Regions from separate parts of the Homo sapiens genome. Here region 1 is linked to region 2. The links are chromatin loops, found by intact Hi-C in ENCODE. Cell type or tissue: A673. All regions are shown on one strand. Each heading gives the region's core, and the rest is flanking DNA. Links, peaks and the distances in the headings are about the cores only.

The links. Hi-C counts contacts between places; a loop is a spot of excess contacts. Peaks named below come from ENCODE experiments on the same cell type or tissue, not always from the same donor. Only the 100,000 strongest peaks of a DNase experiment are listed, where the experiment ranks them.
Region 1: a loop joins it to region 2, with 2.1 times the contacts of the local background. A loop is called at or near these places in 2 of 110 quality-filtered maps.

Annotation. Positions count from the first base shown.
Region 1 is chr9:77,866,014-77,868,826 of GRCh38, reverse strand. All of the region lies in intron 2 of GNAQ (G protein subunit alpha q), which reads left to right. Among named protein-coding and RNA genes, the nearest start is that of GNAQ, 160 kb to the left of the region's middle. In A673, for the core only: no CTCF peak of the experiment used is centred there; no DNase peak of the experiment used is centred there.
Region 2 is chr9:77,959,342-77,962,154 of GRCh38, reverse strand. The region is part of intron 1 of GNAQ (G protein subunit alpha q); the gene reads left to right. Among named protein-coding and RNA genes, the nearest start is that of GNAQ, 71 kb to the left of the region's middle. In A673, for the core only: no CTCF peak of the experiment used is centred there; a DNase peak (open chromatin) is centred at 1,584.

The DNA.
Region 1 (2,813 bases), core at 155-2,654, 93 kb after region 2:
TTTTTCTTTTTTGGTTTTTTGTTTGTTTGTTTTGAGATGGAGTCTCGCTCTGTCACCAGGCTGGAGTGCAGTGGCCCGATCTCGGCTCACCGCAATCTCTGCCTCCCGGGTTCAAGTGATCCTCCTGCCTCAGCCTCCTGAGTAGCTGGATTACAGGCACGTGCCACCACACCCAGCTAATTTTTGTATTTTTAGTAGAGACGGGACTTCACTATGTTGGCCAGGATGGTCTTGATCTCTTGACCTCATGATCAGCCCGCCTCTGCCTCCCAAAGTGCTGGGATTACAGGCATAAACCACTGCTCCTGGCCAAGCATTCATATTTCTCAAAGAATTAAATTTTATATTTAAAGCTGATTTTGGGAAATGTCATCATTCCAGAAGAAATTTAATAAACTGCTTCCTTATTAAAGGTAAGTCCATTAATCAAACCATGCCACAGATCATTAAATATCCTCTTATTCATGATTCATAATGTTTGGTCTGTTTCAACAAAGGTTGGCCTTTTGCTTGAAAAGGATTATTGCACATGTACAAAATGTGACCATTAATACTGAACACCAAGAATGTTTGTATTGGATGGAGTAGGTTATTTTGAAAAGTGTAACCATTTGCTATTATTTCTATTACTAAGTATATGTCTGTTGTTTAGGATACACAGAGGAATACTATATTCATATGCTATATGCTGTGATATGCACATGTACTTATAAAGTCTAAAGTATATTCCAGTATATGCTGATGCTTCTCCTTATTGCATCTATGACAAGGGATGATCACAGATGCATATAATTGACTACTCTTAAGCAAAATTGGCTCTACTGAGGTCAGGGAGGGCTGATATGGTAAATTTTACATTGCAAAGCTAAATTATTTGTCAAGTTTGATAAGTTGTTTTGCTCATAGCATATTTGAGTTCTTCTAAAGGGGATTAATGATGATGTGGCCTTTGAAAAGCTTTATTCCTGCATGTCCTTTTACACCTGTCTCTAGTCCTCTTCCATAATACTATGATTGGGAATAATCCATATTGGATGGGCCAGCTCTTAATGGTGTGCAACCTCACTTCTTAGAAAGGACTGCAATTGAGAGTCTGGATTGTTCTCCTGCACATATGTACTTGCATGTGATGCTTCCATACACAGTTACTGTTGCTCTTCCTGAGGGCTGCATACAGAAGGATTGGTGCCTGGGTTTAAGCCCAAGCATGCTCTCCTTCTGCTTGACTTTACTTCATTCACACACTTTGGAGTTTGTTTCAGATGAGTGTATAATCTTAATAAATTATGATTTGACTGCAAAATTTTAAATCAATCACTTAATAATGTTTTATTAAGACTCTACCATATATTTAGGGCACAGCCCTGGTCCTTTTTGGAAATCTTTAATTTTGTTTTTCTACTTTGCCTTGATCCAAGAGGATTTTAAGTGGTTTACAAGGAGCAAAGTAATATAAGTTGGAAGTATTACAGTTTAGAAAAGGAAAACAGTAATTTGGGGATCTGGTCCAGGCTTCTATATAATTTTTCATTTAGTTGAGGGAATACAAATGAATTTTTCAAACAATAAAAAAAGTCCTCTGTTGATTGGCTCCAGTGAGTAGCACAGTGAGCACTCTTTGAGAGTCCAGGAGAGTTCCCAAGGCGGGGGGAAGTGGGGGCCAGGGGCATTGTAGCTGGGATGCTCAGGCAAAGAGATGGAGTTTGAGCTGCTTCTTAAAGTGAAGGGTAGGGAAGATGATGCAATTGATCTCTGAACAGTGATAAATGTAGAAAGGATGTTCAGAACACACTCTGTCTTACTAAAGGAGCTCTCTTTTCAACTGGTACATTTTTCATGCTCAGTAACTACCTACTTTAAAATTCAGTAGGGAAACATCTTTTTAATTCTCAGTTTAAGATGCAAAGCATAAATATATTTCTTTAAAGACAGTACATTAACTAACTATAGAAAATAATAAACTCCAGATGACGACTGTGTTTTAATAAAAATCATAACTTTATATACCTTCATTTAAAAAGTTTGTATTTTAATTTAGACAAAATATTGGCCAAATTTTATAACAGCTAATTTCCAAGCTTACATTCATTTTCAACTCAAGATAGTGTTGTTTAATTTGCATTTCAAGAACTACTCAGTTGTTATTTTTATATTCTTTTTATAACTCATTGCTGTATGCATCTAAAGTTACTGTGTGAAATTTCTAGAGAAGTACTCCTGATTGGGTTATTTTGTCCATCAGTATGATTAGTACATGCAACTGATAATTTGGTAATTTACTCAGCTATAGCTTTTGGTAAAGACTGACAAGATATCACAAGTAACCGTCTTAGCTGTGATGATTTGGTTTAGTTTTAATTTTTAATTTTTAATTATTTATTTATTTTTTGAGACAGTACTCAGCTTACTGCAACCTCCGCCTCCTGGGTTCAAGCCATTCTCTTGCCTCAGCCTCCCAAGTAGCTGGGATTACAGGCACCTGCCACCACACCCAGCTAATTTTTGTATTTTAATAGAGATGGGGCTTCACCATGTTGGCCAGGCTGGTCTGGAGCTCCTGACCTCAAATGATCTGCCCGCCTTGGCCTACCAAAGTGCTGGGATTACAGGTGTGAGCCACCACACCCGGCCTAAATTTTTGTTTTTTTTAAATCACTGCCCAACTTTATTCTACCAGCTAGTGATAAATATTATGAAGCAGAATTCATCAAGTATGGTTGCTTCTTTCTTTCTAGGAATATTAGACTGAAACACAATTGTCTGTGTCCTCACTGAACTTCATGTAAACATCTATTATAGCAACTTTCTCAGTT
Region 2 (2,813 bases), core at 171-2,670:
TTTCTGTCTTTTTTTCCCTTTGTGCTTCATTTTTGATAATTTCTATTTTTGTGTCATCAGGTTCACATATGTTTTCTTTTCAGTCTCATCTGCTCTTATTTCTATCTGTTGTATTTTTCATTTTAGATACTGTATTTTTAATTGCCAGAAGTTCATTTGGGACTTTAAAAATACATTCCTTTCTCTTTTCTTCATGTTTATGTTTTCCTCTACATTCTTGAGGTGGTGGAACCTAACTAGTACTGCTTTTTAAAAAACATCCTTGTCTTCTGGGTCTAAATTTATTGAGCTTTCTTGGAGTTATGGGTCACCTTTTCCTGTTTCTTTATTTGCCTGATAGTTTTGGGTAAGATGCCAGACATTGTGAATCTTACATTGTTGATTGCTGGATATTTTGGATTCCTTTGAAAAGTGGTGGACTTTGTTCTGTCATGCAGCTGATTTACTTGGGATCACTTCAGTAATTTGTAGTCTTGCTTTTAGGCTTTGTTAGGGTAAGTTTAGAGCAGCCTCTCTTTCATAGTTACTTAAACTTCACTATTACGTTGATACCCTTATGAAAACTCACTGATTCCTTCTTTGTGGTGCAGTGAACCTGTGTGAACCTTGGGAATTGTTCAGACTATGTGTTCCCATGTTTCTTTCTCACCCCACTCACGTGTAGATCATTATTATTGAGCTTCAGGTTCAAGGGCACCCTTCTGCACATCTCAAGAGCTTTCTCTCTGTTCAGCTCTTTCCTTTCCAGCATTCTGTCATGCACATTCTAGGATTCTAAGCCTTTCTCGATTCTGATCTCTGTTTTTCAACCCAGTGAGAGCACTGGGTTCTTTTTGGGATCCTCCTTGCCATGTTGTTGTGTGGAAACTGAAGCCGTGTGGTTATGTGGAGGCAGTCCTAGGATTTACCTTATTTGTATCCCTGTGCTCCTTGTTGTCGTGTGTTAAAACAATTGTATATTTTATTTGACTTCCTGGGCTTTTCCCCCCATTTTATAAGTGAATGAGTATAAATTCAAAGTCTGGTAATATCCATTAGGTTCTAAAAGCATCTACTTTTGTTATTTTAATTTTAAATATAAAAGTGTTACCAGACATTACTTTTAAAGGAAAGAGTAAATGGCTAGAATTTGAACTGTTCTGTTTGTTGGAATCCAAACTATGTGTTTCAAATAATGAAATGTATTAAAGATATGTCATACAGGGAATGATCTCATATATCATTTATGAAATGGTTGCTTGTACAAAATGATTTCCAGGCCTCCTGTGCTCGTTAGTATTTCATTTTAAAGATAGCCATGAAAAATACAGGAAAGGATGTAAACTCTTAAGTTTCTTATTTTTCTGTTTATTCTAGTGTAGTGAATAGATCATTTTTTTTAGGTTAAAGTGATACTTTAGATTCTTTGTGGTTTTAATTTAGCTAGTTTTTCCCATCTTTTGTAAATGATATTTTGTATTGACTATATTTTCTTATTTTCTGTATTATTGATGATCCAGCATTTGGGGCTTTGCTAATCCTAAAGACTCCGCCCTCTCTGGGCTAGCTAATTCCTAGAGTTAACAAGTGACTCCCTGCGGCATGCCTTTCCTGTGCAAACCAATCAGTCCAGAGCACACAGCCACCAACCACCTCCTTTAGCTCTCAGAGATTGAGCCGGGATCTCTCTTCTGTAATATCACTCCAGGGCCAGGGGTAACAGGGCAACTAAGGGCAATCCCTACATACCACAGTCCACTGAAAATATTCAAATTAGCCAATTCTAATTCTGCCTACCTCGCTTTGCCTGTTTCTTTCTGAAAAAACTACAGTAAAGGACCTGACCCATGCCTTCTCCTCACTCCCTCTGCCTCCTGACCCATTCTGGTGTGATGACCAAACAATATCAGTCCTTTTGTCAATTTCTTACTTTCTGAGGTGGCTGGAAGAGAAGGAAATAAAGAGAGCAGAAAAAATGCAATACAAAAATAAAACACAATAAAAGAAAGATGAGCAGGATGATTCCAGTGAGCATAGAATTAAAGCAAGTAGAATTAAAGTTCCCTTACCCTTAATAACAAAACTAAAGCTATACCCATTCTCTTGGTTAAAGAGAATTATATGAATAAAAAAAAAAGAAATGGTGTTGAGTGAAGAGGCAAGGAATCCATTTATCATCCACTGTCATCCTTCTTTCAGAGGATAGAGGTGATATAGCAGGTCCAAATTAGCTTCCACAATTTAGGTTTTACAATCCAAGGGGCTGACGCATGGGTGGAACATGGAGGATTCCTAGAACCATGGTGCCACCTTTTTGGGGGGCCTGAATCTTGACATCCTTAGTTTCCAAAATTCTGCTGTAGAAAAACTGATTGGCATATAGATTTGTAGCAGTCGTTTGGAAAGGAGACTCTTCTGATTTTTTTTATACTTTGAGTATTGGTAAAATATTAAATATTGTGCAAGGTAGGAAGAGAAAAACTCAATGATTTTTAGCAATTATAGAGATAAAAATAATTGAAGGAATAAAACAGTGAGTGAACAAAATATACTGTGCTATAATGTTTTGATAAAAATATTCAAAACGGACTTGTTATTTCCCAAAAAACATACTTTCATGCAGATTGAAATTTGCAAATGATAGTTTAGAAAATTTATCTACAGAATTATTTCTATAAAATCCTGACTTGCAATGGCAGTCTGTTTTTATTTAAAGATTTATTTGTATTTTATGGATATTTAGAATATCACACATTTACTAATAAATTTCACATTATCTGTAAGTATGAAGGATGAACTAAAACATATAAAAATAAAAGTTATATATGAAAACA